2 separate regions of the Homo sapiens genome follow, and region 1 is linked to region 2. Evidence: chromatin loops called from intact Hi-C (ENCODE). Cell type or tissue: Caco-2. All regions are shown on one strand. Each heading gives the region's core, and the rest is flanking DNA. Links, peaks and the distances in the headings are about the cores only. Region 1 has its middle 87 kb from the start of HNF1B. Region 2 holds the start of HNF1B (HNF1 homeobox B).

What was found. A loop is a pair of places that touch in the nucleus more often than their neighbours do. Peaks named below come from ENCODE experiments on the same cell type or tissue, not always from the same donor. Only the 100,000 strongest peaks of a DNase experiment are listed, where the experiment ranks them.
Region 1: it touches region 2 in a loop (6-fold over the local background); 2 of 110 quality-filtered maps call a loop at or near these places.

Annotation. Positions count from the first base shown.
Region 1 is chr17:37,823,403-37,839,721 of GRCh38, reverse strand. No RefSeq gene overlaps it. Among named protein-coding and RNA genes, the nearest start is that of HNF1B, 87 kb to the right of the region's middle. RefSeq lists enhancers at 12,637-13,384, 14,134-14,881, 14,639-14,933. In Caco-2, for the core only: no CTCF peak of the experiment used is centred there; a DNase peak (open chromatin) is centred at 9,391.
Region 2 is chr17:37,740,388-37,749,940 of GRCh38, reverse strand. HNF1B (HNF1 homeobox B) reads left to right here and starts at 4,882. Exons shown (of 9, transcript NM_000458.4): 1 at 4,882-5,400. The coding sequence starts at 5,057. RefSeq lists enhancers at 7,291-7,795, 7,796-8,298. In Caco-2, for the core only: no CTCF peak of the experiment used is centred there; DNase peaks (open chromatin) are centred at 4,770, 5,400, 6,270, 6,980 and 5 weaker places; H3K4me3 peaks cover 5,207 bases.

The DNA of each region.
Region 1 (16,319 bases), core at 4,907-12,906, 85 kb before region 2:
TCACAGAAGCCTCCGGCACTGGCAGTCAAGCCCTGCAACCTCCAACAGGTCCCCACAGAGACAGCAAAGCCCATGCAGGGAGGGAGGCAAAGCTTAGGGGGCAAGACAGGTGGGCCTTGCCCCACCCGAAGGACCTTTCTTGTCCATGCTCTTTCCCGACTGCTGCTATGCCGTGCTCTTTACAGCTTTGTCAAGAGGAGGGCAGTTACCATCTGAGCCTAGAGATTTATGGCTGAAGAAGGAACCAGGGATGTCCCACCTTATTCAGCCCTTTGAAAGTGGATTTACAGGATTGATCTCTGGGCTGGGGCACTTTGCCTTATCTTCAGGAAGGACTGTCCCACCCAGTTCTGCTTTGCTGCTGACACCTGCTGGGCCCCATGGCTGGAGAAATGAAACACACTGAGCCTGAGACTGGGAAATGCAGGTAGATGTCCCCACGGGAGGGAGACGTGCATGGGTCTCGCTGGTCCAGGTCGGGGGTTGAGCAGGCCCTGCTGAGTGCCCCCAGGGTTATTGCTAGGACTCAGGAGAGCACAGTTGGGCAGCTGGTAGGATTGCACCTGGTCACGGCTCCTACATAGGCCAGGTTCATTCACTCACCTCTTCATTCATCACACCACCCAACATACATATGCCAAAAAAAAGAAAGAACCCATCACCTACCATGAGTCAGGCAGCTACAGGCTGAGGATCCAGAGAAGAGTGATATCCCAGCCCTGGCCTTGAGGCGCTCCTGGACTAGAGGCCAGTGAACACAGTTACAGCCCGCTGAGGGAGAGCAGTCAGGGAAGACTTCCTAGAGGAGGATGAAAGATGGGAACAGGCACTTCAGGAAGAGGGACCAGTCTGTCCCAAGGCGTGGAGGTGTGGATGGGCAGGCACATGGAGCTCAGCGTGGCATGTGCAGCGTGGGTCAGGGAGAGGAAGGAGGCAAGACGGGTGGCAGTGGACACAGGTCACCGAGATGCATGTGCATCCTGGGGAGCTTGGATTTTATTGTGGAGACCGTGGAGAGCCACACAGGGGTTTTAAGAAGAATCCAGATCACACAATCAGATTTGCTGTCATGGAGGCACTTGGGTGGCAGGTGATAAAATGTGGATCAGAAGGAAGCGGGTGCTTGGCTGTGCGTCGTAATCACCCGGGGAGCTCTGGGAAGCACTGATGCCTGGGTCCCACCTCCAGAGGCAACCCTGAATGGGCCGGGGTGTGGCCTCAGCATCAAGAAGGGGAAACTCCTTCCCCTGTGCAGGCGAGGGTGACCAAGTGGAGAGGGATCCCCATTAGCAGGCACTGTAGCCTTCCAGGTATGAACTGAAGAGGTGGTTTCCGTGCAGATGCAAGTGAGCACAGATTCAGGAGGGAGAAACACAGCCCATACTTATGAGTTGGATGTGGATTCATAGAGAAAACGAAAAAAAAAAAAGTGGCAGGTCCTCAAAAGGTTACACACAGAGTAACCAGATGATCCAGCAGCCCCACTCCCAGGTTCATGCCCAGGAGAAATGAAAGCATATGTCCACCCAAGAACATGGACAAGCATGTTCAGAGCAGCGGTTTTTTTTCTTTTCTTTTCTTTTTTTTTTTTTTGAGGCAGGGGGACAGAGTCTGGCTCTGTCACCCAGGCTGGAGTTCAGTGGTCTGATCTCCGCTCACTGCAACCTCAAGTGATTCTTGTGCCTCAGCCTCCTGAGTAGCTGGAATTACAGGCACGCACCACCACACCCAGCTAATTTTTGTATTTCTAGTAAAGACAGGGTTTCACCATGTTAGCCAGGCTGGTCTTGAACTTCTGGCTTCAAGTGATCCGCCCACCTCAGACTCCCAAAGTTCTGGGATTACAGGTGTGAGCCACTGCGCCCAGCCCAAAGCAGCATTTTTATAGTAGCCCCAAACTGGAAGTAACCCAAATGCCCATCAAGTGATACATGGATAAACAGAATGCTGTGCCTGTATGCAATGGAATAGTATTTGGCTATAAAAATAATGCAATACTAATATAGGCAAAAACATGGATGAACCTGGAACACAGTGTGCTAAGTCAAAGAAGCCAGTGAAGAATGTTGTATGAGTCCATTGACATGAAATGTCCAGAACAGGAGAACCCATGGAGTCAGCACATAGATCAGTAGTTGCCAGAGATGAGGAGAAATGGCGGTGGGGGTGGGGGAGCTGGAGGGCGATGTTTAAGGAATATGGGGTTTCTTCGAGGATAATGAAAATATTTGGGCTGGGCACAATGGCTCGTGCCTGTAATCCTAGCACTTTGGGAGGCCGAGGCAGGCAGATCACCTGAGCTCAGGAGTTAGAGACCAGCCTAGCTAACATAGTGAAATCCCATCTCTACTGAAAATACAAAAAATTAGCTGGGTGTAGTTGCATGTGTCTGTAATCCCAGCTACTCAGGAGGCTGAGGCAGGAGAATCGTTTGAGCCTGAGAGGCGGAGGTTGCAGTGAGCCGAGATTGCGCCAGTGCACTGCAGCCTGGGTGACAGAGCAAGAAGCTGTCTCAAAAAAAAAAAAAAAAAAAGAAAGAAAGAAAATATTCAAAGATTGTTGCAGTGTTGTTTGCGTAACTATGATATACCAAAACCCATTGAATTGTACTCTTTAAATGGATAAATTCTATTTTATGTGAATTATATCTCAATAAAGCTGTGAAAGAGAGAAGCTGGGTGCAATGGTGCCTACCTATAGTCCCAGCTACTTGGGAGGCTGAGGTGGGAGGATCGCCCGAGCCCAGGAGTTCAAGTCCAGCCTAGGCAACATAGTGAGAAGTGAGACCCCATCTCAAAAAATAAAAAAGACAGAGAAAGGGAAGACTCAAGTTTGGGTTCTGACACTAGGATGTCAGCTAAGTGGTGGTTACATAGATCAGTTACAAAATAGAGGTAAGATGAGCAAGTTGGGGACAGTATGATACTGATTTATTCACTTATTCAGCAAATATTTTTTGAGCACTAGGCAGTGGGAAATATCAGTGAACAAAACAAAAATATCCCTTTCCTGTAGCTCTTACACTCTAGTGGGAAGAGAAAATTATACAATAAATAAACCCATTTGTAAGGTGATCAGTGCAATGGAAAAACCTATAGCAAGCAAGAAGGATGGCATGCCTGGAAGGGCTGCGGCTTTAAAAGGGGTGGGCAGGCATGGCCTTGCAGGAAAGGTGACATGTGAGCAGAGACTTGAAGGCAGCAAGGGATGAACTTGGGTGACTGAGGGAAGAGCATTCCAAGCAGAGGGAACGTTGGTGCGAGGCTCTGAGGCAGGCGTAGTGGAGGCACGGTGGGAGGCAGGGCAGACAAGCAAGGCAGGAAAGAGGAGAAGGGGTGGAGGAAAGGGAGAGAGGGCGATGATAAGTCGGGGCTCAGCAGGTTGGGAAGTGGAACCCTGCAGGCCGTGTCCTCCACCCGGAGGGTATGCATCTTACTCTGAGTGATGTGGGAGCCATGGGGGATTGTGAGCAGAGCGGTACCATGGCCTGACCTACCAGGTAAAGTCTCCCTCTAGATCAGGATTTCTCAACCCGGCACTAGTGACACCTGGGGCAGGATCATTCCTTGTAATGGAGACTGTCCTATGCATTGTGGGATGTTCAGCAGCACCCCCGACCTCTGTCTACAAGACTCCACGAAGGACCATCTGTCTTAGTTGTGACAAACAAAAATATCCCCAGACCCTGCCAAATGTAACCTGGGGGGCAAAAACACCCACATTTGAGAACCATGGTTCTAGGATATAGGAGTGTGTACACAGGCAGCTCAGGTTTACACAGGCTGGATTTGAGGTGCCTGTGAGACCTGCGCGCTGAGATTCCTTTGAGCAGGCAGACAGGAGGGGCTGGAGCCCAGGAGAAAAGTCTGGGCAGCTTTTGTTGTCTTCAGGCTCAGCGGCTGTTAGAAGGAATTTCGCAGAAAAAAAGAGTGATACCCAAAGAATCTATTTCATTTAATTTAACGTTTTGAGCAAGGATTATGCTAAAGTCACCAGGCAAGAGACCAAGATAAGCCCGCCTCACAAACACAGAAACCTCAGATCCAAGGCAGCTATGTAAGGTACAGAACGTTCCAGACTGTAGAAAAGAGAGGGTTAATCCAACTTGATCAGGAGAGAAATGCCATTATCCACTGAAATATTTCTTGACTATCTCCTATATGCTAGTGAAACTCACTAGCATTATCTCATTTAATCTTTGAAAAACTAAATAAAAGTGTGAAGTAAATATTTTCCCCTCCCTCTTTTTTTAAAGATTAGAAAACGGGCTCAAAAGGACCCACATACTCAGAGTCTACCCTGTCAATGACAGAGTGACTCAACCTGGCACTAGCGACATTTGGGGCAGGATCATTCCTTGTTACAGGCTGTTTAATGCCAAAGCCCAATACTGGCTTCTGGAAGCTTCTAGAAGGTGGGGCTGGAACTTCTCATTGAAGAGGTTGACAGGCAGTATTGCGGGGAAATGGGAGAGCGAAACATACCAGGCAAAGGGAACTGCTTGGGCATGGCTTCGGCAGAGAACAAGGTACAGAGATTTGAGGACAGGGTGATTTCTTGGAACACAGAGCTTGGTTCAGTAGAAAGAGCATGGGAAAGCCAGGATGTGGCCAGTTGAAAGGGAGGGGCTTTGACCATGTGGTGAGCCATTTTGCATTTTACTCTATTGGCATCTAGGAGACAAATAATGAGAACTCTGACTTGGGAAAAATGTTAAGGATCAATTTATCTCAAATATCACACATAGCTCTTAAGTCTGGGGACCCTCTATTCCCCATCTTACCTAAAAGGCACAAACACACCTCTCCAAGTCAGGTATAAGACCCCCAACAATAGTTGCCCAGTCAAAAAATGCATCCTCAGAGTTGACGACTACTATAATAAATCTGGGGACAGTTTCTGAAAACTTGTTTCCCTAAAACGTTTTCATCAAACTATATTCAGTGACATGTAACGATAATCATCAAGACTAAATCACATCCCAGGAGGTATCTGAGTGCAACCGTGAGGTGCTCCTTCATGTCTGAAGGTGCATTTATAACAATCTGGAAAACAGTCTAGAAGATCTTCTTGGAAGTTAGACCTTCAACTTTATCTGAGTTTTGGTGGCAAATTAAGAAGAGCTCTTATTGTGCAGTTTCTGAGGTTCTTCAAAAGAGTGACTTTCTCTGTTTCCCCAGAAAGACTACAATGTGTGGTGTGTGTGTGTGTAGGTGCATGTGCACATATGTGGGTGGGTGTGAATGTGCCTATATGTGTGTGTGGATGGAGTACGTATACATGCTGTGAGTGTGTGTGTGGATGCGGATTGTGAGTGTGGGTGGGAGATTGTATGTGAGTGCATGTGAGTGTGTGTGTGGATGGAGTAGATATACATGCATGTGAGTGTGTGTGTGGATGTGGATGTGTGTGGGTGGGAGTTTGTGTGTGAGTGCATGTGAGTGAGTGTGTGTGGTGAGTGTATGGAATGGGTTAGCTCATGCACAGAGCATTTCTTAGCCTACTTAACAGCTTAGGAGCCACCTCTTCCAGGAAGCCTTCCTTAACCTGTTTTTCGTCCTGCCCCTCGGGACCCAGGTGACACTGGGCATGCAGTTGCTCTATTGCTGCAGGTTTGCCCCCGACTCATCTCATCTCCAAACACAGACACATGCAAGAATGTGACCCTCCCTTCCCAATACAACACTAGGACATTTTATTCTCTTTGTATTCCTGATATCTGGCACACGGTAGGTCATCAATAAATAATAAATTGAATTAAACCTTGCAAAGGCCTCCAAATATCAGAATTGGTAAGCTCTAAAGGCTCTGTTTATTCTTGCAGATTCCTTCTCAGGTTTCAGCAGATTATAGAGAAAATCTCTCCCGCCAGTGCTAGTGTCAGTGGGACAGTAAAGTGAAACAGAAACACCACCATCCAATACCCCCTCCCCTTCAGTCCCTCCAAATTGAGCTGCTGCTGCTAGGGGAACCAGAGCTAAGCTTCTGCAGAGGCCTGTGCCCATGTCACTCACCCCAGCTCCGCAGTCCTACCTGGCATGAGTCTTCCCATAACTATACCTTGGCTTGCTGACTGCTCTGTGGGGACACCGAGCCTCATTGCACCACGGGATGGGGCAGTTAGAGCAGGGCTTCTTACACTTTAACATGTGCATGATCACCTGCTTAGCATGCAGATGCTGATCCAGTAGGTCTGGGATGGGGCTTGAGATTCTGCACATCTAACATGCTCCCAGGTCCTGCCCATGTTGCTGGCCTGTGGCCCATCCTTCCACCGGAAGTGCTTAGAAGGCTTTAGTCTTCTCGCGGCTGTTCAAGAGACCATGCGGTGGAAATCGGGTGCTGAGTCATTTGGTCACTGCCGCTTCTTGTTAAGTGAACTTCTATCATTTCACATGCATAGAAGTTTTGACAAGCCCTTGAGTCTTGTTTCTTTCTGCACCCCAGTAAAAAAGAAAGAACAGGCCGGGCATGGTGGCTCACACCTGCAATTCCAGCACATTGGGAGGCCAAGGTGGGCAGATCACGAGGTCAGGAGATCGAGACCATCCTGGCTAACACAGTGAAACCCCGTCTCTACTAAAAAGACAAAAAATTAGCTGGGTGTGGTGGCAGGCGCCTGTAGTCCCAGCTACTCGGGAGGCTGAGGCGGGAGAATCACTTGAACCTGGGAGGCGGAGCTTGCAGTGAGCCGAGATCGCACCACTGCACTCCAGCCTGGGTGACAGAGCGAGACTCCGTCTCAACAACAACAACAACAACAACAAAAGACAACCAAAAACAAAAAACAAACAAAAAACTGATCCTATACTTACTGCTCCCAGTCTACTAAAGCAGAAAGAAAACTGGACCCATGACCTTCAGCAGGAGGGACCTCATATGACTCATTCAATCATATACAGATCCTCTCTATCTTCTAGTGCTCCTGGTCCAGCCACCTCATTTTATAGAAGTGACTTGGTCCCAGAGAGGAAGCGTGACTTGCTTCAGATCACTCAGCTCGTAGATGGCAGTGTTAGGCTTAGAATGCAAGTAAAACCCAAGACTATTACTCATTAAAAAACAAAATTATTTTTCAATAAAATTCACTTTTCAGTCCAGACACAGTGGCTGACGCCTATAATCCCGGCACATTGGGAGGCCAAGGCAGGCAGATCACTTGAGCCCAGGAGTTGAAGACCAGCCTGGGCAATGTGATGAAAACCCATCTCTACAAAATATACAAAAATGAGCCAGGAGTGGTGGCACACACCTGTGGTCCCAGCTACTCAGGAGGCTGCGGTGGGAGGATCACTCGAGCCCAGGAGGTCAAGGCTGCAGTGAGCCATATTCCCGCTACTGCACTCTAGCCTGGATGACAGAGAGAGATCCTGTCTCAAAAACATAAAATAAAATTCACTTTTCAATCCCATAATTATTCATCTCCATCACTTCCTTGCATATCCTCAACTCTCTCTTCCTTCACTTCACGCTGCTTTGCCGAAACCACAGCCCTGGTTAAATCCAACTCTGCTTATTTGGCACCTGATCCTGTGTAGCTGAACAAAATTTGTGAAGAAAGCACAACCATACCAGCTGCTCTTGCATTCACATTCACATTTAATGATGCCAGGGAGTCATACTACACATTCCCAGTCAATAGATATTGGCACATCCCACTCAATATTTGTTGAATGAATGAGTTGAATGCATGAATTTTCATTAGGGTCTCATTAATGCTATAGTTCTGCTTGGCTTGTCCAACTTTAAACATTTCACAAAATGAATTTTGAAACCAGGTTCAGGCTGAAATGGTAATATTGTCATCTTTGTTTGGAAGCTGTCTTAATGGTGTTTGCCTGGGCTGGTTCAACCTATAGGCGAAGGAGGCTTTTACTTGATTTAAATTGTTGTTGGAGCCAGGGCTTGACCTGAGAGCCTCAGGACTTTTCTTCCTCCAGAAAGAGCCTTTTGAAACAAGTCTAGAGGTTGGTCCAAAGCTCAGGAGCTGCAAGTCAACTTACAATGCCTTTTTATAGTATTACTTGCATAAGCTAAATAGTTGGCTTCCTATTTCAAGAAAAGATGTGTTTGTTCTCAAGGCTGTCTCCTGGCACCCATTGGGGATGCTGGAAAACACACCTCTGCCCTCCTGATGTTGTTTTGAAATAGCTGGCGCAGTTTGGATTCTTCGACCACAAAAATAATTGTACGCTGCAGCTGAAATACAAGCCACACTGCTTCCTCGGCTCCGCTTTGAATCCCATCTGTCCCCTACCTCATCATAAAGCTTACTAAGAACCTGGCCTCCTTTCCACTCACTGTAGGTGCTCATGCTGATGATATGCATTATTTGTTTTTTATTGATGTCAGCAGTGCTAATGATTAAGTGAAACACTCCACTCCATTCAAATGTCTTGCTTTCACCTGCCGATCCCATTGTGAAGAAAGGTGCAGCATGCCTTCCAATATTTCTCCTAGAACAGCTCAAGTGAGGTGAAACAGTGGAAAGTCAGCCCTGCTGATTTGAATCATGCCACCCCACCTTACCAGCGCCCCAAATGTCAGCCTTCTTCCCACTCAGATGTGGTTGTCCTTGGAAAGACCCAGAACAGACGTTTCATCACCAAGTGGTACTAGACAAAAACGGAAGGTATAAGCAAAGCAGACATAAGTACTTATCAAGGTAGGTACTTCAGTCGTGCACTCTTTATGTAACTGACAACCCAATCGAATTTTTTTTTTTTTTTTTGAGATGAAGTCTCGCTTGTCACCCAGGCTGGAGTGCAATGGCACAATCTCGGCTCACTGCAACATCTGCCTCCCGGGTTCAAGCGATTCTCCAGACTCAGCCTCCCAAGTAGCTGGGACTACAGGTACGTGCCACCACACTTGGCTAGTTTTTGTATTTTTAGTAGAGACGGTGTTTCACTATGTTGGCCAGGCTGGTCTCGAACTCCTGACCTCATGATCTACCTGCCTCGGCTGAATTTTTTTTTAATGATGCAGAATTCTAGCTCATGTTCTGACTAAGGTAGGATTTAGGGGTGGGGGCAAGCAAGAATGCTATTACTCTGAGGTCTGGGTTGTCTTTAACAAGAGAACACTAAAACAGTGAAGAAAAATTGCCAATTGTTGTTTCAAAAAAAGAACAATAAAAGGCAAGCCCCCTGCCCCTGCCTGCTACTCTTTCCCCCTTAACACTCTCAGTCTCTCCATGAGATTTAAAAAAGAAAAGCCCAGGAAATTCCAAGCATGAATGCCTCCCCAGATAAGACAGAAATGGAAGAAAACCAAACTTTGAAAAGTAAGCATTTTGATCTTCATGCAAACATGGAGTTAATCTGGGGACAGCTAGGCACAATTACACAGATGAATTCATTGTGTGAAATGGTCGCTGAGCGTAGAGAATGTCAGTGCCAGTTCAGAGTCCAAGCTCTGTAGGGGTCATACCTGAATCTGCTGAGCTGAGCACATGGAAACCTCAGTGTGCATTCAGCCTTGACCATTCTTTTTAATTTATTTCAGAGTGGCTCACTGGGGTGGCTTCAGGAAATACAAATCAAGTATCCGCCGTGGTGTTTGAAAACATGCCGGGTTTTGATATGTGTTTGACTGAAAATAGAAATAAAAATCTATGGGTCTTTATTTACATGTGTTAAAGTTGTTCTTAAGATAATCGTATGTTTTTTAGACTCTTTTACCCTTCAAGTCAGCTTGTATTCATCTGGAGAGGAAGCCCTCTCGAGTGACAGCCTTAGGCTGATGGCAGCCAGGTGCTGACTGTGGTTGTGTCAAATTCCCCAGGGGTCCTAGGGGACATCATTCCTTGACTCTGGGTCTCCACATCTGTCAACTGAGGAGTCCCAGAACTGGTGGCTACAGTGCAAGTGAGGTGAAACAGTGGAAAGTCAGCCCTGTTGATCTGAATCATGCCACCCCACCCTTCCAGCACCCTGAATGTCGGCCTTCTCCCCACTCGGATGTGGTTGTCCTTGGAAAGACCCAGAACAGATATTTCACTACCAAGGGGTACTAGACAAAAACGGAAGGTATTAGCAAAGCAGAAGTATGTGCTGGACTAACTCCATTATCCAGTTCTCTAGTTCTGAGGCTCCAACTCAGTGGAGTTTGGAAATACCACTCCATCTTGAGGATTTGATTTTAAACAAATGGCTAGTATTTTGACAAGGTAAACTACTTGTGACTCTGCAGCCTAATTGACTTACCAAACCCACAGACTCAGGGCCCCAGCTGGAAAGGACTCAAGTCTTTTGTTTTAAACACCCATCCCTGTTCCAATCAAGAAAAAATTCTAAACTCATCAGGTATCATAGGCCATGATGCATGTGTGACATTTAGCATGACAAAGGAACTACATTATTGACAGGATCTTCTCAGTGTTTATAATTATAAAATATTTGCACTGAAAGAGTCCTTAACAAGCACGTAAACCCAGAATGATTAAGCAACTTGCCCAAGAGCACACAGGCAGCAGGGAGGGAGTCAGGACCAAAATGCAGGTCTCCTGGCTCCCAGCCGGGTTCAGGCTCCTGCATGTGCCCTTCAGAGATAGGAAAGTTCACCTTTTGAATTTGCCTTTTCATATTCACCTGCACCCTTAACAAATAGGGAATGGAAATGTTGAATTTTGAATGTTGGAGTTAGAGCATGTTGCAATTCATTAGAGAAATCAGGATTGATGAAAAATTCACAGTTGCCTAGTCTGTAGGACAGATGATGTTCTTCATTTGACGCTGCCCCTGTTTCGTCACCAGAAGCAGAGCAACCAGGAGACAACGGAAGGAAAGAGGCCCTGGTCTCCTCGGGAACTGTGTTACTGACAGAACAAGGAACAGCTTTGGCTGGAGATGTTTATGCTGACTTTGGAGTATGGATCAGAAGAGGGTCCTGGCTTGCTGATGGAGCTCAGGCCTATGGAAAACAGGATGATCTTAGAGTTAAAAACAAACAACCCTGGGTGTGGTCTCAGGGCCTGGGAGGAAAGGATGAGTCAGCTGAAACTGATGGAAATTAACGGTAAGTCTAAGAGAAGCTAGCATGGCACTGCAAGGTGAAGTGGGGGGAATGGCCCAGAATCAGAAGAGCTGAGCTTCCCTACATTTGGGCTGTGTGACCTTGGGCAGGAAATTTGCCCTGTTTCCTTTTCAGTGAGATAAGGAGAACCATACCTCCTGAAAGTATTAAAGGAGAAGATTTATATCTAGTTCCCTTCCTCCTCCACTTTCCTTAACAGAATCTCTCAAGAGATGCTGCCATTTCCTGAGCACCTGTGAGCTCATCTTATCCTCACAACTGAAAGTGCTTTTTCCGACGTCAGACATGGAAAAATATGGCACCTAAAAGAGGATGTCACTTTGACAACCAATACTCCCCCAGCCCAAAACCAATTATTATAATCACTGATGAAACTGTGATATGGCCTGTGATTCACTTACATACTCTTCTGTGTCCATAAGATCAGCTTCTGTCTTCCGCTTCCACCACTCCCAGTTCTCATTCTATTCCTAGTGTTACCTCTTGAAGATGATGCCTGTCCCTTAAGTAGCAGAAGCAGCTTTCTGTATCTGGAAGAGGAGGGGCCACACTGGGCTTGAGGAGACACCATGATTTATGGTCCTAGATGATGTCCCCTTCTCACCATTCCCACACACAGCCACCCTTTGAGCTTGCACCATCCTCATAGGGGACCCTGTTGGCACTACTATGTGGGGGAACAGCGACCCTCAAGGTTCAGGTGCAGAAGCAAGCACCCGTCAGGTGTGATCCTGGCTCTGCCACTCACTGTGGGACCTAAGCCAATCCACTTCCTCTCTCTGAGCCTCAGTTTTCCAAAGGGTAAAAAGAAGGATCTAGATGAGATACCTCTCAAGGGCCACTCCAGCTCAGATCCTCTGACTTGCTTAGTGTGTGATGAGAGTTATCTTCTCCCAGAAAAGGCTTCTTTTTCTAAAGCCAAGTGTAGTAAGGACTCCTCTACTCTTTCTAGGCATTTCAGACTTTCTTTAAAAAGATCTTATTTTGGCCCAGCGCGATGGCTAAAGCCTGTAATCCCAGCACTTTGGGAGGCCGAGGCGGGTGGATCACGAGGTCAGGAGTTCGAGACCAGCCTAACAAACATGGTGAAATCCCGTCTCTACTAAAGATACAAAAAAAAAAAAAAAAGAAAGAAAAAATTAGCCAAGCATGGTGGTGTGCACCTGTAATCCCAGCTACTCAGGAGGCTGAGGCAGGAGAATCACTTGAACCTGGGAGTCAGAGGTTGCAGTGAGCCGAGACTGCACTATTGTGCTCCAGCCTGGATGACAGGGCAAGACTGTCTCAAAAAAGAAAAAAAAAAAAAAAGAAAGAAAAAAAAGATCTTACTTTACCAGGCTTTTTGGGGCCCACTGCCACTCAGAGGCCAAAATTCTCCCAATGTCAGTGGCTAGAAGAAAATCAGATCAAAAAGTATCCCTGTGCCTCATCTGAACCCAGTTTCTGCTTTGAACCTTTTGCCAAGTCTAGGGCTTATCAGCCAGAGTGTGTGTGAATTACCACATGAAAGGACTCTCTTGGATCATATTTAAAAGAATCATCATTTCAATTTAGATCAGAAAAACACCCAGTCCTTCAGAAAATACATATAAATTCTTCTCTAAATGTCCAAACAGATTTATGCCATAGAAGATGTAATTATCTCCTTCTGGGATAAAGGAATCTTCTAGCTGTGAGGGTGAGCCAAGAAGCCAGAACTTTCTGCCTAAGAGGAGACTGCAGCAGGGCCACTACAGAAGGTTGTCCAAGTTGTTCACTGCACAAGGGCACTGGGCCAAAAGTGGGTAGGGGAGGCAGGAGTAGCTGCTTAAATCCAGCCTGAGCTCCACCGGCCAAGTCATGTGTTCAGTGCAAGGTTAGGTCAGTTCAAATGGAGGTGCACCTTTTGGTAATTCAGTAGAGGCACTGTATATGCTAGCAGGCAGCCACTCAGCATGGAAAAATGGGTCTTTCCTTTGTTAACAAACACAACAGCTCCCAAAGGCTCACAGCAAGAGCAGATGGCAGGAAAGCAGAAGTGAAGGCTGGGTGGCGGGGCAGGCGTGGGGAGAAGATGGGGAAACGATCTTGGGTGTCTGTAGAGGAGCTTACACCCTAATGCCTCCCAGCTGGCCTAAATGAACACAGTTCTGAGAAGACCCCAGTAAGAGACTGTTTCCAGCCCCTCCCCTCCTTTACTGCCCCTCCTTTCGGGCTCTCCTCAGCCTTCCCTGACCTCCCAGCCTACATCAGAGTCCCCATTGCAGGTTCTCTGAGCACCTTTGTTTTTCCTTTACAACACTCAAGCTGCACTTTGTAATTATGTGGGTGTAGGGAATTTGAGTCACCTCTATTCTCCCCCCGTTAGACTGGAAGCCGTGTGAAGGCAAACTATGTTGGGTTTTGCTCTTGTATCCCCAGGACCCAGCATAGTGTCTGGGGCATGAAGCAGGAACTATGAATGAATTAAAATGGTGTGAATTAAAGGGTGTGGGCCTTGCACTCTGCATCCCTTTTTGCCAGGCCTAGGAGGCTGTCTGGGCACAGTGACATGTGGTCACCATGATGTAAGTTCTGTGCCCACCCCCAGGAGACACAGTCCAGAAAAGACATATCCAACCCTGGCTAGGCATTCAAAACACATATGAAGACCAATGAAAGCAGCTTCCCAAAACCCACCCCAAGAGATTGTGATTCAGGGCTAGGATTTGTGTATTTAACAAGGTCCCCCAGGTGACACGAATCTGCCTATCAGAACCAACAGATACTGTTGCAATAGATACAAAGAAGCACGGGGACCAAAGAGAAGGAGGTCCCACATAAAGATCTGTGGAAGGCTTTCCAGCACAAATGATGTCCCAGCCAGGTCTTGATGGCTGGGAAGGGCATTCTGGGTCAAGGGAATGACATAAACAAAGACAGAGACAGAGACATTGGTGCACATGGGGTGAACAAATGGGGACAGGGCAGCAGGGTTGAATCCAAATGACAAGAATCCATTCCTGGGGGACGATCAAGCGTAAGTCACCCACCACTCAGCTGGGCTCCCAGAGCCCTTTTAGGTAAGAAGCCCATATTTTGGCAGTCCCCAGAGGAGTTCCTCTGCACCCCCATTTTTCATGCAGCTTCCATCCTATTTTCAGTCCCATTTCCTGTCTCCCTCTTTCTCATGTTCTTTCTCTAGTTAGACTGTGGGCTCCTGAGGTCCCATGGCCATCAGGGAAGTATTGCCATGGACTTCTTTGATAAATAGGCCTGATTTAAGAACTCTAAACTATCCTGGCTGGATATAGGAGACTGCTGAAGCTGGCAGAAATAGTAGTCCCTAAAGCCAATATCTACAGCCACGCATCTCCAGTGTGGCAGAGAAGGGTCACCTTACTTAATATAAAAGCAGTATCTGGAGCATGAAGGTCAGGCCCCAGAGAGGCCTGCACATCATGCTGCACTTCCATCTTTTTTCTTTTTTGAGCCCAGAATGAGGAGGTTAACGTTAGAAACAACAGAGAGGATGCCTGTGGGATGGGAGGGCAGATCCTCAAAGACCTGCCTGAGCCCTGCCTGAGCTGGAGGGGAGAATCCACACGCTGGGTGACTCAGGCTGTAGGAATGAGCTCTCACCCCAGGCTCCCATCTATCCTTCCACATCTTTCCATGACTTCCTCTCTCCCCACCCCTCTCCCTCTTCCTCCAATGGGCCTGGGCTGGGTTGGCATGCCGGTGCTCTCTCTTAACTGGACTTTTCTAACGGGCCTGCCTGTTGCCTGGACATGTTTTCTACAAGTAAATGTGCTGGAGAGAGGAAACAGAAGTCCTCAGCACGTGTTTCCTCTCTTTGGACCAAGTGGCCTCTGGGGAACCGGTGAGGATCTGAAGTTCCCAGCCTCTGCACCAAGCTGCAGACCCAGGTGTCTTTTGAGCAATGCCCTGCGCCACAGTTCAGTGCCACCTCGCCAAAGCCCGAACTATCTTGTCTGCTGTCCGGTTATAAATTAATCTCTTGTCATCAGTGATTAACTTATTCAAGACACAGGAGCTGCTGAACCAAAACAGCCCCTTGGGGTGAAAGAGCCTCCAGCATGGTGTGGCGTGTAGGTCTGCCTGTGACCCTGGCCATGCTGGCTCTTGTGCTGTGTCAGCAGGGCTGCAGGGATGGCCAGGGCAGGGGTCCGGCTCTGGGCACTGCTGCCCTGGAATGTTCACTGAGTGCCTCGAAGTGGAGATCCATGCTGCAAATATCTAGGGCTTGTTTTTGTGTGTGTGTTTGTCTGCAAGGAAGGCTTTGAAAAGGGGGTTGGGGTGGGCCACGTCCCTAGGGGCACATGTCACCTGAATACAAACAGCCTGGACTGATAGAGGAGCAGAGGGGAGCCCAACTTTGGAATTCACAGATGTTGAGGGGAGTTATGGGCCACCTATTATAGCATAAGCCATTACAGTGGAAAGAGGCCTCCAAGGTCATTAGCTCCAACTTCCTAATTCTATAGAGGCCAAGGAAGAAGGCTTGACTCACCCAAGGCCACACTCTAGAGCCAATGGGGAGGAAAAGAACAAATGTCAAATCTTGTCTATATGTCAGATAAAGGCTCATTTAGTCACCACCATGATGATAGGCAACAAACAACTTCCTTAGGAAAAAATTTCCAAGGAATCCTTCTATACCCCACCACTACCATTTAAAGACCTCAAAAGTAAGATTTCTCTGATTTTTTTCTGAATAGCCCTGGTAGATTTGGTCTCACTTCTTAGTTCAGGGCACCTCACAGCAATTTAAAAATGGTGCCTTTATTCACCTCTAGGGTGGTCCTCCCCCAGAAAACCGTAACCCCAGCCTAACCAGGAGAAAAACATCAGAACAACCCAAAGCAATGGATGTTCTACAAAGAACTTCACCCCTACTACTCAAAACTGTCACGGTCACCAAAGCCAAGGAAAGCCTGAGAAACTGTCACAGACTGGGGGGCTAAGGAGACACGATGATTGAGTGCAATGTGGCACCCTGGATGGGATCCAGGAATAGGAAAAAGTCATTAGGAAAAATTAGTGGAATATGAATAAAGTGTAGAGTTTAGTTAACAGTAGTGTAACAATGCTGGCTCCTTAGTTGCAACAAATGGACTACAGTAATGTAAGTCTATGGCCACACCACCCTGAACTTGTCTAGAGTAATGTAAAATGTTAACAATAGGGGAAACTTGGGATGAGATACACAAACTCTGTACTCCTGTTGCATCTTTTCTGTAAATCTTTTTTTTTTTTTTTGAGATGGAGTCTTGCTCTGTCGCCCCGGCTGGAGTGCAGTG
Region 2 (9,553 bases), core at 1-8,000:
CGGCCCCACACTGTTTACATTTTATACTTGGAGTAATTTATTTAATTTACTTTATACTAATTTATAACTTACATATGGCAACATGCACAGATCCCACATGTATAGCCTGGTGATGGATCCACCATCCCAATCAAAATATAGAACCATTTCTAGCACCCCAGAAACCTCCAGCACCACGGATTTGTTTTTCCACTTTTTAACTTTATATAAATGGAATCACACAGTATATACTCTTTCGTGTCTGGTGAAAGTAGTTATTTATTTATTTAGAGAATGGGGTCTCATTCTGTCACCCAGGCTGAAGTGCAGTGACACGATCATAGTTCAATGGAACCTCAGACTCCTGGGTTCAAGCGATCCTCCCACCTCAGCCTCCTGAGTAGCCAGGACTATAAGCATGCACTACCATGCCTGGCTAATTTTTTTATTTTTTATTTTTGTAGAGACAGGGTCTCACTATTTTGCTTGAACTCCTGGGCTCAAGCTATCCTCCCACCTCGGCCTCCCAAAGAACTATCACAGGTGTGAGCCACCACACCTGGCAAGTATTTAGTTTTAACAGTATTGTCCAGAGGCAATCACATGTTCGTTTACTCAGTAAGCATTTTCTTGAGCATCTACCATGCACCAGCACTTCTCCAGGCACTGAGGAGTAAGACATGAGAAGATGCCTGCCCCTCATAGGGTTTGCTCTCTGTGGTATATTTTTTCGTGGCTAGTCAAGGCTTCATGTCCACTACTACACAGAGGTCTGGCCTGAGCTCTTGGCCCATCTGCCCGAAGGCCTGCAAGTAGACACCCTAATAATTTAAGACCTTTTAGGAATTTCAAATTATAAAAAAAAGTTGGAGGACCTAAATGGTTATCCAGACCAATAGCCATTTTTCAAAGGTAGAATCAGAGACCCAGAGAAGGTGCTCACCAAAACTTTTGGGGAGATGAATCACCCAGAAAGAGGTTTTGTAGCCAGAAGAAGAACCTCAGGCTCTTTCCAGACCCTGATGTCTAGAATGTTCTCCAGGTTGCAACACTGCTCTCTAACAAGAAGGCCCCTGACCTCCTGCAGAACAGGTTAGGATGGTATTTATGTTTTACTCTAGAGATGATTTTATTTTGAGGCCTTCTAGATACTCTGTGAACCAATGAGAGAGGCTGGGAGAGTGGAGTGGCAGGGGTGGAAATGACCAGAATCTCTTCTGTAAACAAAGAAGTGCAACCGTGAAAAGTAGGGGAAAGATTGCATGCACAAATCAGAAAAGAAATATCGCTTGTGCTGCTAAGTTCCAGGGGAGATGAGTTCACAGAAGCCACATTTGCCAATCTGTGGAATGACCAGCATGGTGCTCAGAACACCTTCATAGAATGATGAGTCAACTGGATTTCAACTTATTTTATACCAGGGATTGCACGTCCTATAAAAAACAAGAACAACAAACCTTGGGATATGAACTGCAAATTCATCTAATTTGAGCAGATGAAACTGATATGGTCTCTTCAAATTCAGTAGCTCTTAAAAACATGCTGGGACTATAAGAGCCTAAAGACATCAGTTGCCTCAGTTCTCAGCATGTTATCAAGATGTGCCTCTTCTTTCTAAATACGTGAGAGCCCACCATATTCTAGGAACCTGTGGTTACTAACTCACCTAATCTTCACACCGGCACAGTAGAGTGTCATTATCATTTTGCACTGAGGAAACTGAGGATCAGAAAGATTATGTAACATGCCAAAAGTCACACAGCAGGTGAAGCAGATCTTGGGTTCAAGTTTAGTTCTGTTTGACTACTCCAAACCCTGCCCTCTATTCTCTGCTGGGTATCCTCCACCTCTCCCCCACAGAATCCCTCTTTCAACTTCTCATCCCTCAAAACAATGACAGCTAGAGACCCTCCTCTTTCATCCTAAAACCCTGCTCAAAAGTTCTGAGCCCCAACCTCAACCCTTCCATTAATTTGCTGAGGTGGCTACAAGCAACCTGAGACTCTCCCATATCTTATTTTTCCATCTTTAAAATGGAGTTATTATATCAGTCCATCACGACTTTATTCTGTGTGAAGCATAAACAGATGTTATTTCAATCCTACTCCGTCTTCCTCTATTTGGGGGAAGTTTAACTGAAGAGTTTTACAAGATAGCTCACTTAACATTATGAACTGCATTCTGAAAGACTATCTGCTGGTCTACTTTACACAGCTCTTTTTAAACTTCCATATGAAGGGACTGGTGAATCTGTTTGAAGATCTATAGTACAGAACAATTACTTGATAAGCGCTTATATTGCACAAAGTGGCATATTACAAGGTAGGACTAGGAAGGAGCATTACAGGAAGTTGCTAGATATGAATAGCCAGATTACCTGGAAAACATACCTGGACACTCATAGGAAGTTTGTCCTATCCTCTGTGTGAAATTGCCTGCACATTCACATAGTTAGCTGGGGTGTGGGGAAGAATGGGTTTGCTGACACCTGAATTTTGAGAGAGAATGAGGCTTGGGAATCAGATGGGGCACACAGCAGCTGCAACTGCCAATCAAAGTTTTGTTGTTACAACAGAAGTGATTGCTGTTTTTTAAATGGGTTTTCCCAGCTTAACACAGAAACTGATCTTCATTACACTTGATGCTTCTATCCTGATAGCGAGTGAGAGACAGACGAAGAGATTGTTCTTCAGGGACATTTACTCTGAACACTTCATTATCCTTCTTGAGGCAAGCTGGGTAGGCAGAGAATGTTCTTCCATTGGGCAGAATTATGAGAAGCAAAGATTTGCACCTATTACAACAAACTAGAGGGAAAGAAGGTGAAATGAAAAGCCAACATTTTCATGAAGTTATGACTCCCTGTGGCACCCTGAGGAGTAATGGGTGTCTGGAGGCTGAAGGATGGAGAGGTTCCTGAATTTGGGATTTGCTTGTCTCCGGGAAAGAGGGACTGAGATCAGTGTAAACTTTCCTCAGGCTACACGCACACAACCATCCCGCTTCCTTCTGGCTCTCAGCACAAGTGGCCCAGGCACCTGTAGCAGACCCTGTATTTAAGAGGCATCCTAGCTCCTTAACAGCCTGACTTGATAAATTACACCATCAGCCCTTGCACACCTAGGAGATTAGATCCTGCCCCTAGGCAGATGAGAGCTGCTAGACTCTTCCTCCTCCTGCTGAAATTCCTCTCTATCCCTAACCTAACCTTACTTCCTCCTAGATATCTTTCAAGGGTGGGAGAGGAAGGAAAATGTGCTTAGAAACTCCTTTGCAATTTTTCTGCTGATTCTGAAACCCTAGTCCCCCAATCCCTCCAACCCCAGCACTGTATCACCAATTCTGAATACCCTAAGTTTCCAGAGTAACTCAGTTTTACTACTGGGAACTGGCTTCCCGTCTTCTCAGACCAGAAAGTGTTGAACTTTATTATTAGACCAAGCGGTTGCACAAGTGGCCTCAGTCAATATACACAACCCCCAAAAAAAGGTTATCAGTGGTATCCTCTTTTTGCAGATGAGGAAACTGAGGCTCCCAGAAGGGAAGCGTTATGCTCCTCCCCAGAAGCTTTAGGTCTGTGTGTGGTGGAAGCAAAGAAGCCCCTTTCCCTGTTCTTCTACAGGTCAGGTCCTAGCTTGCCGGTTTGGGCGCGCTTCCGCCGCCCTCCCCTCCTGCCCGTCACCAGGGGGGAAGCAGGTGAAACTCCAATAGTGCTGCAAGGCCTATGGCTTCCTACCTGGCCCAGGCCAGAGTGGGAAAAAAAACATCTTTCCCTCAGTAGCTCTGTCGACACCTTCTGTACTAGGAGTGCAAGACTTCTGCCACTGCTGCAGTGACCTCGTCTACAGAGCTCGTCCCCGGCCCAGGGAACCACAGATGTTCTGGAACTACGAATAAACCAGAAATGAGTGGGCCGGGGGGACCCTCGGCTGCAAGTGTCCACCCAGCTGCAGGTCAAGCTTTGCTTTCACTGCCTCACCATCCTAGTGCCTCACCATCCTAGTGCCTCACCATCCTAGTGCCTCACCATTCTGCCTCACCATCCTCCCCCAAGGCGGAGGCGCCTTGACATCCGGGTTTAAACAGGAGAGTGAGGAGCCCCAGGGGTCCAGCTCCCCAGTGGCGTGGCCAGGCTGGGCGCCGGTGCAGCCCAGCTGCTGGGGGAGCTTCACTTTGGCTACTCCCTCTACCCATAAAGTAGTCTCTTTCCAAGAGTTCTCCCGGACTCCTTCACCCTCGCCTACGCTCTCTGGCGGGCAGTTCTGCAAACCCAAACCGCCAGACCAGGCCAGGGAGGTTCTGGGGCCTGGAGGTAGTAACCGAGGTAGAAATAAATGGAGTCCCTCCAGGGCATGCTCACCACACCTAACGCTGCCTCACCTCCCCCGTGGCCTCGGCGCCCCTTCCTAAGTGGTCAGTTTCTCTTCCGCCCTGCGGGCTCTCCTGGCCCACCACCTGCGTCGGCCGGGACGCATCCAGGGTCTCTACTCTTCGCTTCCTCCTGCGTCCCCTTCTTCCACGAGCACCCCAGCTTCCTCTGGCTCTCACCTGAACCCCGAAGCGTAGTGTCTTCTCTCTGGACTAAAGCGGAACTGAGAACCGGTGGAAAAGCCCCGCGCCTAGGCTGCAAGGCACTGGCTTAACAAGTCCAAAGGTTAGGTGAAGTTTGGCTGATAAGCAGAACCAGTAAAAGAAGGTCTCTAGCCCCCCAGCGTGAGTACAATGGACCCTGGCAAAGCCCCGCTCCCGGCCCAGGTCTTCTGCTCTCCAGGTCTGCCCCTCCGGCTCTCCCTCTCTCCGGGTTTCCCCCTCCCCACCATCATTTGCATCCAGCCGAAAGCTGGGCCCTTCCCACTAATTTGCATATCTTATATGGCCTAATGGTGGCGATCATGGCAAGTTAGAAGTTTTCTGACTCCTTTCGGAGGAGCCTCCGGGACCCCGGGGAGTAACAGGTGTCTGGAGGCTGAAGGGTGGAGGGGTTCCTGGATTTGGGGTTTGCTTGTGAAACTCCCCTCCACCCTCCTCTCTCGCACCCACCCACCCCCTCACCCCCTTCTTTTTCCGTCCTTGGAAAATGGTGTCCAAGCTCACGTCGCTCCAGCAAGAACTCCTGAGCGCCCTGCTGAGCTCCGGGGTCACCAAGGAGGTGCTGGTTCAGGCCTTGGAGGAGTTGCTGCCATCCCCGAACTTCGGGGTGAAGCTGGAGACGCTGCCCCTGTCCCCTGGCAGCGGGGCCGAGCCCGACACCAAGCCGGTCTTCCATACTCTCACCAACGGCCACGCCAAGGGCCGCTTGTCCGGCGACGAGGGCTCCGAGGACGGCGACGACTATGACACACCTCCCATCCTCAAGGAGCTGCAGGCGCTCAACACCGAGGAGGCGGCGGAGCAGCGGGCGGAGGTGGACCGGATGCTCAGGTAGGCGCAGAGCGAGGTGGAGGGGACCCACCCGAACCCCTGGAGCCCCGGCCCCGGGCCTGAGTGACACTGCGCCCGACCACACTCGCCAAGCCCGTTTCCCACCAGAGAAGTCCCCCGGGGGGCGCTCTGCTTCTCTCCCAACACCCGGACCCTTCCCAATCCCTTAGCGGGACGACCCTGCGGCCCACCGGGCTTCTTCTCCCCAGGCCCAGGCCAGCGTCCGAGACCCAAGGGCTTTTCCCCGCGGGGCTGGGGCTGGGCCGGGGAGAACTGGAGCTGTGGAGCCCTTTGCCGGGAGGTTTGCCCACGCGACTGAAGGTGCGAGTGGGTGCAGTGAAACCGCTGCGACTTCCCGGGAGCAGAGCCTCGCGCCGCTGCAAGCCCCAGGCCGCGCATTTTTCCTGCGCCCTGCCTCGGGTCTGGAAAGCCGCATGTCGGCCTCGGACACATTGACCTGCATGATGACCTGCAGTTCTTTGCCGAAGGACAGGCGGCATCCGGAGCCGGGATCTGGGAGGCGAGTTCCCTGGTGGGCACTCTTGTTAGCCGCGCCCATGCAAGGCCCGGAATTATCCGGGATCCCCAACGCGGGTTTAGATTTGCAAAGGGCATGTTCCATGCAGGGTCCGGGTGGACACGCGCGGGGCCAAAGAAACCAAGCGCGGTGGTGTGGGGGCGAACGCGTCTCAGACCTCAGTTCGCAGAGGATCTGGTCTCAGTCTGAGAAAGGAGGGCGTTTCCAGACCTCGCTGCCCACCCCCGGCCTCTCCCCGGGAGTTCAGGCCGGCTGGCAGTGTATCCCCAGGGCCGGGATCGTTTGTGGGTCCTCCCCGACCGCCCTAGACTTTGACAGCTGGTTACTAATTATCTAAGGAGCCGAGCGGTTCCCTGAGACAGCACGTCGCTCCCGGGCCACTCCGCTTTAGGACAGAGCCCATCGCGTGGCTTCGGACACTGAAGCGCTGCGATTTCGGGGCTGAGCCTTGGCCGCACGTCCGCAGCGGCGGTTTGGGGTGGGATATGACCTTGCATTTGAATTTGTGCTCCGAGGGCCTGGCGGTTTGCCCTCTAGCCAAAACAATCAGGGGAACTTGTAGATTTTTTTTCCCCAAACACACTTTGGTATAATTCATAGGTTTGAGGTTCTTCCCTCGTCGCTCTCCCGCCCGGAGGTGATTTCTCCCCTACCGGGAGAGAACTCCTGCAAGAGAGTTCCGCGAGGCGGAAGGTGTGAGTCGCGGAGGCTAAGAGGGGTCGAGAGAGTGGCCCCTAGGAGCGGCTGGGGCGCCAGGGCTGCCGGGGAGGTCGCTCAGGACCTGGCGGATGAACCAGGCTCCCACCGCCGGCCACCGGGGGCCACAGGGCCTAGGCCCTCCCACTCGGCCGCAGGCGCCCGCTTTCTAGCGCGGCGCTGGAAGGACCTGGGGCGCCCCTCCGCACCCAGCCCCGCGCCGGGCTGGCCGCAGCTGAGACGTAACATAAACTGCAGCACGTGGAGTTGGGGTGTTATTAATTTATTTCTATAAATCATCAACAGAAAGATACACAAAGAGCCGTGATTAGGTTGAAAAGAGAGGCGGGTTATTCATTGGTGAAGTTGTAAACGCGGCTTAGAGGGGGGAAGGAGATCAAAACGCGGGCGCGGGGCTGCTCGCCGCTCCCAGCGCGCACCCAGCCAGGCGCCCCGTGCGGCCCTGCGGCCTCACCGCTCTGGCGCGGGACGCGGGCTCTGTGAGCGCCCGAGCCGCCCGCGGAGCCCCCGGGTCGCCGACACCCGCAGGCCCGGCCGGCGGAGAGCCAGGCCCGGCCCAGGGTCCTTAGACCCCAGCCCCGCTCTTCCCTCCCCAAAGCCCCAGGCCCCAGCAGGGCAGGGAGAGGGACTGGGGAGCCGGAGACCCTCGCCGAGTTGGAGACGCGGGACAGACCTGGAGGCTTTTTTCTCCCGTCCCGAGCGGGTGCTGCCTTTCCTCCCCCGCTCCCGGGAGCGCCGGACTTGATTAAAGTAATTTTTCAAGAAATCGCTAGCGGTTCCTAGGTCACTGCACAGGGGGCTCCCAAGCCTCGGGCACACGCACTCCCTTCTTTTGCCCACCGTGTTCCCTTAAGACGAAAAGCAAAGAGAAAGAAAAGTCGCGTTTTGGAGTTCCCGGAGTTCTAGTAAACCTCCTGGAAGAGAAAGGCAGGGGAGGAAGGTCGGGACTGCGCGCTTCCCGGTCCCCGGCTCCCGGCCGGAGCTGGCCTTTCTCGCGGCCTCGAGGCAGGTGCGCCGGGGGCGTCTAGAAAGTGGGCTGCATTCTAAGAAGCCGAAGTTGGGCTCCTTAACGAACGCGCTGCGGACTGCGCTGGAGTCCAGGCTTCTCTGCTCGTGGGCAGCAAAGTCATTGTTTGAGAAGGAGCGTGCGGGACGGACCCTGCGGGCGCCGCGGCCGGCGTTTGACACCTGCGCTTGGGACACAATGGCCGCAGGCCCTCTTCGGGACCGGTGCCTTTCTCGGTGTTAGGGAACCTCTGAACCTGAGCTGTGTTTTCAAACAAACAAACAAAAATAACCAGCTCTCCCGGCTCTTCCCGGTGAACACACGTGAATTTTGGGGTCAGAGGGTTGTGAAGGTATAACTGCGCCATCTTACTCCTCACTCTTTTAAGTCGGACTTAAAAGGTTTTGCCATTATTTATAAGGTTCTTGGGGGCTTTTTTTAAACCCTCCCCAATTGTTGGGCTAATTCACTGTTTCCACAGAATCATTCCCACTTAGAACAGTACCCTATTTTTCTAGGTTTCTTAGGCATACAAAATGAACACAGGTAAAGGCATTTAAACAAAAGAAAAATAGCCGAAGAATTTGCTAAAGCAATATTCACTTTTAAAATGCAATTTTTCCCCTAAGGTTCGAGGAGTCTTGTTCGTAGCCGTTGAAAGTATTTTTCCATCCTAAAAATATCGGTGGAAATATTGACCAGAAATAAACTTTTAAATGATCTGTGATGTTTACAAGGATATGTCTAAAACGTTTATTACATTATTTTCCTCTTAATGTGAATTCTCCACGTTTGAAACTGTAACTCGTTTTCTCATTTTTTGTTCTTCTTGTTACTTCCTCATATTGTGTACTTGGAAATTACCTTTGTAAATACTTGAGAAATTCGTTCTTATATATAATTAATATAAAAAGTTTGCATTTCTCAAAAACATCTCTATCAAAGCCTGTGTTCTCACGAGTTTAATATCAAAGTCTTAATAAAATAATCACAACTACCCAAATGCTTATAAAATATGTTCGATTACTGGATTTTTATTCATTAAACAGAATTAATTTTATTTGACATATTTAAAGGCGCCATTTAGAAATAAAATTGCTTATTATGTTGCAATGCTGTATCTATTTCAGCCTCTACACCGTTTTCTTTTTTGTTTCACCTGAAACTAGTTTTCCCTTCCGTTTTTTTTCTTGTTCTATCAAGCTAATATATATATCAACATACAGTAATGGGGTGCTGGTTTTTGTAAGTTAAATATGTACCTGCATTAAATAAATAGTAAACATGTATATATTGCTTCTTTAGTACTTTTGTTCTGTGCTGCACACTATTTTAATTTCTAGTTTTAAATTATATCTCTCTTTTCAAAGCATCTGTTCAATAAGCAAGAAAAGATATTGGCAAAGTTGAAACCATTCTAGACAAATAAAATTCAAAGGTGCTAAAACTAGCAGTTTACACACCTGTGTTTATGAGAAATGAAAAGTATAACCATGTTCTTATCCAGTATTTAAAATTTATGAGAAACATAATACAGGAAAACAAGCATCTAAAATTGTTAATGTCCGAAATTGAAGTTATTTGTCCCCATTAGCCCAGTAGATTTTGTCTGGAAGGTGGAGCTGTGGATTTTTTTTTTTTTTAACTACTTGCCTCACCTCAGTGGTGTGATCCTCCCGTCCCAAGGAGATACAACATTGTATTTTGGAAAACTTTTCTAAAACTCTGAAAATTATTTACTATTTGGCTAAGACATCCTCCTTGCTTCTTAGAAGGTGAACACATACATTTCACCCCTGTTTTATAAGAAATGGAGATACCCATTCAAAAGGAAAATAATGTAGGAGAGGTTGAAGCTAAAATTGGGCAAATTCAGAAACTGATGCTATCCC